Regions from separate parts of the Mus musculus genome. Here region 2 is linked to region 1. Evidence: chromatin loops called from intact Hi-C (ENCODE). Cell type or tissue: gastrocnemius. All regions are shown on one strand. Each heading gives the region's core, and the rest is flanking DNA. Links, peaks and the distances in the headings are about the cores only. Region 1 has its middle 29 kb from the start of Lmx1a. Region 2 overlaps Lmx1a (LIM homeobox transcription factor 1 alpha).

What was found. Hi-C counts contacts between places; a loop is a spot of excess contacts. Peaks named below come from ENCODE experiments on the same cell type or tissue, not always from the same donor. Only the 100,000 strongest peaks of a DNase experiment are listed, where the experiment ranks them.
Region 2: a loop joins it to region 1, with 2.2 times the contacts of the local background. A loop is called at or near these places in 2 of 42 quality-filtered maps.

What each region holds. Positions count from the first base shown.
Region 1 is chr1:167,657,702-167,663,892 of GRCm38, forward strand. No RefSeq gene overlaps it. Among named protein-coding and RNA genes, the nearest start is that of Lmx1a, 29 kb to the right of the region's middle. In gastrocnemius, for the core only: no CTCF peak of the experiment used is centred there; DNase peaks (open chromatin) are centred at 3,309 and 3,575; H3K4me3 peaks cover 986 bases; H3K27ac peaks cover 845 bases.
Region 2 is chr1:167,779,415-167,785,605 of GRCm38, forward strand. All of the region lies in intron 2 of Lmx1a (LIM homeobox transcription factor 1 alpha), which reads left to right. Among named protein-coding and RNA genes, the nearest start is that of Lmx1a, 93 kb to the left of the region's middle. In gastrocnemius, for the core only: a CTCF peak has its summit at 2,918 (motif pointing left); DNase peaks (open chromatin) are centred at 2,867 and 3,896.

The DNA.
Region 1 (6,191 bases), core at 2,266-4,765:
TGTGGGGTCCAAACACAGAAATGATCTGGACTGATAGGAGGGCAGCACACTGCTCAAAAGCAAGAATCAAGGGCAAGATTTTTCAAGCTGAGATAGTGTGGTGGATAACAAAGGGCTTAGATAGGACAATAAAACATTCAGTGTCGGGAGGAGACCTGATAAGACAGGAGGAACATGGAGAGACAGCGTGGGGGTGTGTGGCAGTGGAGGTGTGGTGGGGTGTGTGGTGGTGGTGGGTGCATGCCTGATGCCGGATCTTCAGAAGGGCCAAGGCTTCTGAAGTCTGGATGCTCTTCCTGGTGAATGACATCTCTAAGCATGCTCAGTGTTTCATGTTTCAGATCCCCCTGCATTCTTGTAACCTGACTTAGTCTACTCCCAACAGTGTAAGGACAAATGAGCCAAGGGGAGTGAGAGAAATGGCTCAGTGGTAATGTGTTTCTGTCATAAGCATGCAGACCAGGGTCTGGGTCTCTCATGGAAGCTGAATGGGCACTTCTCTGGAACTCCAGCTCTGGCAGAGGCAGGAACGGGGGGTTACCTGGGTTGGCCAGCTAGGTCTGTTCAAAATGGACAGCTTCCAGTTTCAGTGGGAGACTCTATCTCAAAAAGTAAGATGGTGAGCAATAGAGAAAGACAGCCGGCATCCATCTCTGTACTTTACACAGAAACTGTGGGTGAGTGCACGTAAACCTGCCCCATGCATCCACATGTACTACACACATATACACACACACATATGTACACACACACATGCACAAGCACTCATGCACACACAGACACATGAACACATACACACACATACACATAGGAACACATGCACACACACATTCATCACACCACACAAACACATACACACCACACACACACACTCACATGCACACACAAACAGACACATGAACACATGCACATAGGAGCACATGCACACATACAAACACATGCACACACATATATATGAACACATAGGCACATGAACACATGCACACATACATACATACACACACCACACAAGCACATACATACTACACACACTCACATGTACATACACAAGCACTCGTGCACACACAGACACAAAGACACACAGGAACACATACACACAGGAACACATGCACATATACATACATACACACACCACACAAACACACACCACACAAACACACACACACACATAAACACACATGCACACATACATACACACACATGCACACACATATACACACATATACATGAACACATAAGCACATGAACACATGCACACATACGTACACACATATATAGGTGCACACAACTACACATGAACACATACACAAACACACATACACAAACACATCATACATACATGCACACATACATACACTTTAGAACACACACATGCACACATACATACACACACAAACACATTTCACTTTTGTTACTCAGCCTTGGTCTTTGGACATCAGAGGGTTTGAATCTGAAGAAGAACCTGTCAGGTGACACAAAGTGGAGGTCTGCCTCAAGTGTTCAGTACCTCTTCACAGGGTGTTCCCTAGAGGAGATGCAGAGCACCCACCTGGAAGCCTCCACCCAGGAGAAAACTCTTAGGAGGGGGAACCCTGGAGCTGGTAGCAGTTGGTGGGGGGGTGGAGGATGGGGCATGAGAGGGGGTAAGGGACTGGGTATTATAACCAGAAGGCAAAGGCAAATCGTAGCCATGTATTGCTTGCCATGTACAACCCCGCCACAACGAAGCTGCTGTCTTCTCACCCTCCTCCTCCTCCTCCTCTTCTTCATGTATATGAGTACACTGTCACTGTCTTTAGACACACCAGAAGAGGGCGTCAGATCCCATCACAGATGGTTGTGAGCCACCATGTGGTTGCTGAGAATTGAACTCAGGACCTCTGGAAGAACAGTCAGTGCTCTTAACTGCTGAGCCATCTCTCCAGCCCCCCATAGCTTACTCTTAACTCTCATAATTGTCTCCCTTTCAGGGAATGCACGACAATTTATGTATAAACATTGACTAGACTGGTGGTGATTAATTCCTGTGAAATATTAGGGAGGTGTGAAAATAATGTAGGATATTTGAATGTCATGGAAAATTATTCACAATAATCTCCAAAAATAATCTAAAACTTGAACCCAAAATATAGTAGTTGATGCTAATATAACAAACTATTGGCATTGTAATAAAGTAATATTGGGCTTATAGATATTTTTCTTATTAATGCATTCTGTAGTTTTGAAATTTTTCTTAAAAGAAACAGCATTGCTCTTTGCTAACCAGGAAAAAAAGGAAAGTATTATAAATATTTGCTTTTTTTGACACGGAAATTAATACCTGGTCAGCACTTTTGGAAACTACTTAAAATGTAAGTGAGGAAGTAACCCCTATTTCTGTTACTCGGCAGCCCCAGAATTATTTTTCTTGGAACATTCTGGGATTGGTCTTTCATCTGGGCATATTTGTTAGTTGATGCTGCAAGGGCGTGTTTAGGTTTAAATGAGAAGAACTATGTTGTATAACTGGCAAATAAGAGCAAGAAAACTCCATTCCTACGTAACCATTTTCCACATTGGAGTGTGAAGTCAGTGAGGCAGGATGGTTTTGTTTGCGATTGTATTTGCAGCACATAGTTCAATGCCTGGCACATTATACTCTCAATAAACACTTGTGGAATGACTAAGGGGGTGGGGGCGCTATAAAGTTTTGTATCACCTCTGCTGATCTTTTGCACTGGGAGAAGATCCCTCAGGCAAGATGGGGGGCCAGGGGAGGAACTTTAATGCTCGTGGTTAGAAATTGAGATTTGACATATGAGACCACTGGGACTCACTTTGGTCTTCCAAGGAGGGGGATGCTACATGATCAAAACCGTGGAACGGAAACGCGATTCTGGCAGCTGTGCCGGTGGATGGCTAGGTCAGGGGCGCGGCAGAGGGGGAAGATGCTGAAGGCGGGAAGGCAGGGAGGCTGCCCTCGCTAGCTCCAGCCAAAAAACTCTTTGCAGTTAGTAATCCCTGCCTGGATAGACTGTGTTTGGCCCGGGGTTGCGAATGCGCACATCAGGGAAACAGTACCTCGGGGGAGCTCTGCTTCTGGGGACCAGCGCAGCCAAAAGAAAGATGGAAATCAGAGCCAATGGGGTGGGGAAGGGCTGATTGCTACGGAGGTGATGGTGCCAGCAGTTCAGTGCAACCCAAGTTGAAGCCCTACTTCCCACTCCGACCTCCCTCCTCCCGCCCTCATCTTTTTTGGCTTCCTGGTTGCCTGGGTGTACAGAGGAACAAATTTGTGGTGTGGACGGGTTCCAAGCCAGTCATCCATCATCCACAATGAATCCTCACCAGGCTCTCATCGCACACTCGGCAGCCTTACCCTTTCCAAGGGAGAGCATTGGCAGCCGCCCAGGGGTCTGCCAAGGTGACTCGCCAGATTCTCCCCCCCACCCCCCCGAACTGTGTCCTGGTTCCTGCTCTATTCCCCCGATTTCTTTGTAATTCAGGAAAAAAGCAACAACAAACAGTTCTCAGCGCCCTCCTCGGTGCTGGGCCCCGTCCCTCCCTGTGGTTTGGCACGGAAAGCGTCTGGGCAGTCCTGGGAAGATTATGGAGCGTGCTCCGCGCTGGCTGGGCAGGGGCTGCAGCGCCAGGAGCGCCTAGGTCCAAGGCTGGGTCGCCCAAGGGCCCAGGGTGTGGCTAAAGGACCTGGCTCTGTCCCTGGATCTGGGCGAGGCCCACGGGCGACTCCGTTTACCACGTGCAGGTGGGCGGGGTTTGCCTGGCCAGTGACTAAAGGGCCCACCTTGCCCTGCCTCAGTTTCTTCATGAATAAAAGGTGGTTGATAGACTCCATCCTACTTACCACCTGGGTGTCAGTCACAAATGCAGCAATTAACCATATTTAATATTCGTTAACTAAGTGCCTGCCTATAAAATAAATTATTAGTATTAAGGGTGCTTAAGATTTCAGGACCTCATGGTCAGTAATAGTGGCTGAGCTCACACCACACCTGGCTTTACCTGGCACCTCAGTCACAACAACTTAAAATCCTAAGGTGCAACCTTGGGCAGTGCCTTTTAGAACCGCAGGTTGCTGGATGGTAATTAAGTTATTGAGTAGCAGAGTGAGCAGGGCTAGAGCAATGGGGGAGGGGGTTGTTTGCCGGGCATGCAGGTCAATATGGCTTTAGATGAGAATGGAACGATCTTTTACCTCAAATGCTTGGAGGCTCTTCCTTTAAAGCACTTGGTGGACGTGAAGTCCCTTTTTCAGTTAAGGGCTATAAAGATTCGAGCAAGCTCTTATCTTGTAGTGGATGGGGAAAGGGGGCTCTTTTTGGAAGGTGAGCGACAGAACTATGAAGGGTGTTTTCAATTCCTCTCCTGTGGGACTGGTGGAAGTCACCCACGGGAGCTCTAACGGGAGTTTGGGAAATTTACCAGATGATTACAGCCCAAGGGGTCCATCTTAAAGGACAGATCATGAACTGTCAGCTCTCATAACTGGGAAACAAACGCACTGGGCTTGAACTCTCAGCTGCTGGGGAAACTAGAGCTACTGTGTCTAAAGGAAGTCAGAATATATATTTACATATATATATGTACACATATATATGTGTGTGTGTGTGTGTTTTTATAAAATTATAAAATATATATAATTTTAAAGGCACTTGTTGAGAACAAGTTAGGTCTGTATTCTGTGTGTTTCCGTCCTGCCTTTGACTGACAGCCAGTCAAGGCAAAAGATATTCTCATCTACCTTTCTTTTAATTGATAATAACCAGTTATTTCTCTGACAGATAATAACTTGAGTGCAGACACATAGAAAAAGTCCTGACTATTCAGAGGGAGGCACCACTTGACTAAGTATAGATATTGCAGTTTAAATAAGGTAAATGTGGAATACATTATTAAAATATTTTAATTTAAAACACATAATCTGCTGCTTTTGAACCTGAAACCTATGCATTACTCTTATGAAATATTTTCTTTCCAACGAGCATGCATTTATGAGAAAGTGTTGTATTCCCAGAAAAGTAAATGGAAGAGAGAAAGAGCGTTTACACCCACATAGCAGTAAAATCTGATTATTAACCTGGTGTGGCCTGTATCATACACAAGTGTCGGATGGAAGTAAAATGAATAAGCTTTACAAAAACACAAGACTTTGTTCGGCTCTGTTGTTCAGAGCTCAGAATGATTTAGATCCACAGTCCTGTTCACCTCTGGGAAGCTAGACAGATTCTCCTCCATCTCTGCTAGGCACCCCGCAAGGGAGAAGTATGTTTGCTGGCTAAGGGTGTTTGCCATATAAAGGGGCAGTGACACTTGTTCCTTAAAGGAGACAGGGATTCCAGAAGAGGACAAGGAGCTTTGGAAAACAGCAGTTCCTACATTTAGGTGTCTGGAATTCTGGAAGCAATTGAGATTGCGCATCAACAGCTAGGTTTAGCTCCACTCTGGATACAGTTCACAGGCCTAGAATCTGGAAGTCCTGCGAAAGGCAACTTTCTGCAGCAGCCAGGCCTAGCTAGGTTCAGGCAGGGTCTAAAGATAAGCTCTTCCCAGGGAAATATGGCCTCCACAGTAAAATAGATGTAGGCTGGGGGTGGTGGTGGTGAAGTCCTGCTGAGAACTGTGGCATGTGTGAGTGACAGGCTCAGCTTCTGTGGGTGTTCTGGGGCCATACTGTCAATTAGAGGAACAATAGAGACGTTTGTGAATGGAAGTAATTATGGAGAGCTGCCTTACGAGTTACTCTATGAAACCTACCCAAGACAAGTTGAAGTCGGTCTCAGGCAAGAATGTTCAGCACGCCACAGACCAGACTAAAGTACTGGGGATGGGGTTTTTTTGAGGAGTAGTGTTGTTTAGAGCATTTTTCTCAGCAGCTACAGTCTGTGCAAGGCCCCCTTTGAACAGCTTAGAAAGAGCCCTGGTGACCTGAAAGGGTTCACTTGTCCTTCTCAATTCCAAGCTTCATGACTGGTGGGAAAGGTCTTTGTGTACCGTTAAGCCTCCAGATTGCCAACCTAGGCCTGCTGTGGATCTGCTCTAGGTAGAGTGAGTCACATTTGGTATGTGTTCCCTGCTTTGCAGATGATATTTCTGCCTTAGCAAGGACTAAAGGCTGTTCTGCTTTGAAGAACACACACACACACACACACACACACACACACACACACACTCCACCTCTTTGGCATTCATAA
Region 2 (6,191 bases), core at 1,440-3,939, 120 kb after region 1:
CCTCTCTGGAGAGCAACAGATATCAAAGCCTGACTTCTCTCTCATTCTCTCAAACTAAACAGTTTTTGTTTCGTTTTATTTTTGTGGTGCAAGAGTTTGAACCTGAAACCCTGCACAGGCGGTGGCTTTACCATTGAGCAACACCCTCACTTGTACATAGAGCTCAGATGTCGTGCAAGATGACACCTGCTTTGAGGTCCATGAACTAAAGGCCTTCTGGAAACCCAAATAACTCAGAGCTGTTTTTTCTTTCTACCTGAAAATGCCCTCAGCAACAGCCCTTGGTTTTCATGTCTCCGTGAGGATTTTCACCCAACCTGCCAAGGCGCTAGTGGCTTTGCAACACCCTTCTTTGTCTTCAAGGTATATTTAGTTCCTTTTACAGTACTGTTGCTATCTGCTAATTCTATGAGGAACCATTGAGTTGTGACAATATTATTTTATTCTTTCTTCTTTTTTTGATGCACAGCACAATAGAAATCATGAGTGACAAGTGACAGTGGTCAGGGTAAACAGGACTCATGGAGCTCTCGGTGTCGCCCCCTGCTGGGATCCCAGGATCTTTCCCATCAAAGCATCATTCATAATATCCTGTCCTTCCTAATGCAACACACACACACACACACACACACACACACACACACACACACACGAGAGAGAGAGAGAGAGAGAGAGAGAGAGAGAGAGAGAGAGAGAGAGAGAGAGGGAGAGAGAGAGAGAGAGAGAGAGAGAGAGAGAGAGAGAGAGAGAGAGAGAGAGAGAGAGAGAACGCACCCAGGAAACATATATTCCCTTTAAGAATATATATTGGACTGGCCTGGTGCCATGCTGCTAAGCCAAAACTTGTGGAAGAATGGGAATCTGTGCCCAGAATATCAGCTAAAAATATCTCTTCCTCCACCCTCTGTTGTTTGGTGGGTGTGCTTAAGAGCAGCCAAAGAGGCTAATGAGGATAAAGAGAAAGGAAAACTGGCGTTTTCAAAGGAAACCAAACCTTCATTCCTCCAGAAGAAAACATATACTTTCCATATGTCTGTTTTATGTTTCTTGATGTTTTACCATGCCTCTGTGACAATATGGAAAGTGTATACTCTAAGTCCTGCCACCTTGGCTTGGGTTATTGGAACCCACACTTATACCACACTGTTTTGCTCTAGAGCCTGGTTTCATAGACAAATTTGGCAAGGAAGTAAAGAGGGAGGGGAGGAAAGAGAGGTCCACTGTCCTACCCTATGTCTGCTCATTTAGCTTCTCACCTCCCCCCCTCCATTTTAGAAGCCTGAGGGGAACCTTTCTACCTCAGCCAGCCTGTGGCATTGTAGCCTCATTCATTCTTGACTGCTGAGCCACAAGCGCTGGCCGGTCCTTTCAATAATCTTAGATTTCCTTGTGATCAAGCTCACTGCTCCTCCGGGATCATGGTTTCTTTCCCTTTATGAAGAGGATGACTGATCTCTCAGGGGAGGAGGTTAGGAGAGTATGGTAAGGCCATGCGTGTCTTGATACAAATCCAAACAAGGACCAGTGGTCTAAAAAGAAACAGTCAACTGACATCGGAAGTGACGCAGAGCAGAGGTCTGGTCCAAATATTTGCTAGATAATCTCAGTATTAACCAAATAGCAACCAGTGGCTCTGGTGGGCCAGCCATAGAGTTGATAACTTCCTGAACATATGCTAGGTCATAGGCAATGAATGTGGGTGCCATACAACAAGGGCTGGCTACTATCAATATTTGCTGTAGGCTATCACAGCCATAGTAGCCTGAATGAAATTCACCCCGTTTCCTCTCAAGGGCTGGGCTATTCATGTTTGCTTGTTGCTCTCCTTTCCAATAATGCGAAAGGCTTACTGAAGTTTAATTTAATTTGTTACAATAATGACGAATATAGACTTGAGATAATATTTGAGGCTCTGGTTCAAACTCAATGACCATCTTGAAATATATTACCTTAGACAAATATTTACATGGGTAGATATGCTAAATTGATTTCAATAAAGGAAACCAATAGCTATAGCTTATGGACAGCAGCTAACATGTGTCAGATTCTTTAGATGAGTTATCTCATTAAATCTGCAAAATATGTTGCATGACATAACATGATTGTATTTTTTTAATGGAAATTGGAGAGCCAAGAGATTCTGAAACTCATATTTGTAAAAAGAGAACCAAGTTTTGCATACATGTTGATTGGTCTTAGACCTGTAATTCCCCCCCCCCCCCTTACACACACACCTATTAAGTTTGGCTGACTGGAAAACACTCTTTTTGAGAACAAGAAAGATATGCGTGGTCTATAATTTCAAGGTAAATCTATTCATTCATTGCCAGAGGTCTTTTGAGATGCAAAGAGTACACCTATTTCTTAGTAAGGCCTCCCGGAGCTTCTGGGTTACAGACATCACCGTTAACAGTCCTTTCTCTCATTCACTCATCCCATTGTATGGTCCTCTGCCCAGTTCCCCAGGAGTCACCAGGAGACAGAAACTCTGATTGGCTCTGCCAGCCACTTATTGTTTTCCATTTTTTCACCACTGTGGAGTCTTAAGACCGTCTCCTATGGATGATCTCGCCATGTCTATTGTCTCTGCAGACTTTCCCACCGCCTCAGGACCACGTGCCCCATTGCTTATTGTGGTGCTGTTGGCTCAGCCTCAAGGACAGAGACCTGGAGCCAGCTGACAAGGTTGCTTGTGTCACTTCTTCTAAGGCCACAAGCCATGCTTTTGGTTCCCAATACTTTTGAATACTCTTCTTTCACCATCTCTCCTTCAGTTTAGCCACATGCTCTCCCAGGCTCCCAGCAGCAGATTTTCCAGCAGACAGTTTTGGCTTATGGCCAATCCCTGTCTCTGCCTGGATGACCTCAGTTACCAAGTCAACATGGTACTTAATGAATGTTGCTATGCTGCCCCCTGGTGGAGAGGGTGGAAACAGAGCGGATTCCTGCCATTAAAGAACCACCTTAGACCCTTTCTCCTACTCCTGTCTTCTGCTTCCTAAACCGAAGGATTCAAACACCTCGTCAACTCAGGCCCAGTAGCACTATGGAAAGGCGTGTGACCTGCTATAGTCTAGTTTCCAAGGTTTGATTTGTTTTTGGTAAATTGGAGGAGGCTCAATGGGAATTCATGTCTTTTATGTTTATCTGGACCTCCATCCTCCTGTTTGTCTGTGTCCAGTTGCTTTGTGAGTCTGCCTTGAGGACTCTGCACCAAGGCTGATAAAGATCTTGTGCTTTCCAAACACACTTCTGGTTAAGCGTTGTCTGGAGTGCTGTCACGGGAGCTCGCTTTTTGTTCTTAGTTCAGTCAGGTCTTTGATAGCTTGTGAGTTTGCACAAGGTTGCCATACTCGGTGATTCCTGCATGTGAGAAGTTGTGTTATCAGCATGGAGGGTGTAAATGGGCACAAGAGGTATGTGGCTAGCGTAAGATAGAGCAGGGATGCAGGACATTGGAGGACACCGTAAGGGCTTGTGGCTAAACGTGCCAGACAAGCTGATCCTAAGAAACAAACTGAGCTGGCCATTCTCCTTACCTCCAGTGAGCCTTTCGTCAACTGTGCTGGATCTGGTGGGGGTTGTGCAAGTCCCCAAGTCAGAAATCTGAGAACAAACTGTGTGGTCCTTAGGCAGCTACATGAGTGTGGCTATTTCCATTTGTTGGTTAAACTCCACTCTCTCCAGACCCATCTCCACAGGGACACTGAGAAGTCCTGATTGAGTAGCTACCTGCACATCCCTTAATCAGATCAGGTTCGCATCTAAAATCAACTCTCTCAGTAAACCCAGGTGAGTCCTGTGAGGTTGGCTGCAGGGAAACTCTCTCTGAGCCTATCCCAGCAGGCAAGATCTCAGACCTGGCAGGCTTTCTTCACTCTCTCATACCATGCTTGGCATGTAAGCCGACAGTCAGGCCCTGCTTCTCCAGATCTGATTTTTTCTAAGGCCCTTACTTTGTTCAAAGCCTTAGTCCTCTACTAGCAGCTCCAAGCACCTCCCCACCCCAGGCTGCTTTCTAGAGGCTCATTCTTCCAGCCTGTGTCATTATGATTTGTCGTCTTCAAAAAAAAAATACAATTCTTGCTTTATATTTCATTTCCACTCCCTTTATCCATCACGAACATCATTATCACCACTGTAAAAAAAATTTTATTGAGAAGTTGTTGTGTGTCAAGAACTGATTCATTACTTTATTTTGCACAGATTGTGGGGTGTGTTTACACGTGGTGGTGGTGGTGGCGGGGGAGTCTGCTTATCATTCCCATTTTGCAGATGACTAAAGCGAGGGCTTCTGTTTTGATCAAGTTCCCAGAGCTAGTAAGGGGCATAGCAGCGGAGACTTAGTCTTGGATTTATCTGATAGATTCTGTTCCCTCTTTGAGGAACATGTGTGCTGAAAGTGGAGAAGAGACCTATGTGTTCTGCATTCCCAAGATTCTTTCCTGCAGAGCTGAGATGGCACGCGCCAAGTCAAGGTGGGAGTATGATGCTCTCTGTGAATCCGTAAAGTACCTCATACTTCTAACTCAAATACAGTGAAACGACAAACCCAACAAACAGCACAGTTCACAGCACTGGGTATCTGATAAAGATTCCCTCACCCCCTTCTGTGTCCCCCATAAGCTCCCTCTGCTTGGTCCACTGCTTGGGGGACTGATGTAGGTTCTAATAAGGATGCATCCTGTTTAGAGCGGCAGAGTGGTTTTTCCTTAGACCACACAGCAGATGCTGGTATTCACACGCCACCTTGGCAGGCCACCACTTTGCTACTGTAATGCCTAGGGTGCTAGAGTAAACCATTGCTTCTGAAGTTCTTTACTTTATGGTTGCTTCCAGCTTGTTACTTAGTAGTGCTTCAGTGTCAAGCTTTTATAGCTGTGCCTGAAACATTTTTTTTTGTCTCCATAGTTACAAGGCAGAAGACACAAGGCAGAAATGAGAATGAGTTAGGAGACTATCTGCTTTAGTGAATTTCAAACATGACTCAGGAGTAAAATATTATCTTCCAGACAACATCTTTTTTAGGCTATATAATACATACAGGCTTAGCATTTTTAAATAATAGATTGCATAATATATACAGTCTAGAAGATACTTACCTAGGGTATGCAGTTTTGATTTAACTGCTGTGTGTGTGTGTGCGCGCATGTGCATGTGTGCATGTGCATCTGTGTGTAAATGATACTGTGTAAAATATATTGTTTAAAGGGTTACCACGGCCAAACACTGTCAAACATTGTCTGGACACAGGGATTAGATACTGACATCTCAGGCTTCTCTGGCTGAGAACTGTGCTCTGAGAAGACACACTCTCCCGTTTCTCTCTGACTTTTAAGTCTTGGCATTATGTGGTGTTTAGGCAGAATGTACCATTAAGAAATGAAAGACAATACTCACTGATAAGTGGATATTAGCCCAGAAACTTAGAATACCCAAGATATAAGATACAATTTGCTAAACGCATGAAACTCAAGAAGAACGAAGACCAAAGTGTGGACACTTTGCCCCTTCTTAGAATTGGGAACAAAACACCCATGGAAGGAGTTACAGAGACAAAGTTTGGAGCTGTGACAAAAGGATGGACCATCTAGAGACTGCCATATCCAGGGATCCATCCCATAATCAGCTTCCAAACGCTGACACCATTGCATACACTAACAAGATTTTGCTGAAAGGACCCTGATATAGCTGTCTCTTGTGAGACTATGCCGGGGCCTAGCAAACACAGAAGTGGATGCTCACAGTCAGCTATTGGATGGATCACAGGGCCCCCAATGGAGGAGCTAGAGAAAGTACCCAAGGAGCTAAAGGGATCTGCAACCCTATAGGTGGAACAACATTATGAACTAACCAGTACCCCGGAGCTCTTGACTCTAGCTGCATATATAGCAGAAGATGGCCTAGTCGGCCCTCACTGGAAAGAGAGGCCCATTGGACTTGCAATCTTTATATGCCCCAGTACAGGGGAACGCCAGGGCCAAAAAGTGGGAGTGGGTGGGTAGGGGAGTGGGGGCTAGGGTATGGGGGACTTTTGGGATAGCATTGGAAATGTAAATGAGGAAAATACCTAATAAAAATATTAATAAAAAAATGAAAGACAAGAAAGTCAAAGTCCAGGGACAGGAGTGACTTCTTCGAGACAGGTGATATAGGCAAAACCCTGAGCTCTGGTCTACCTGGCCCTTTCC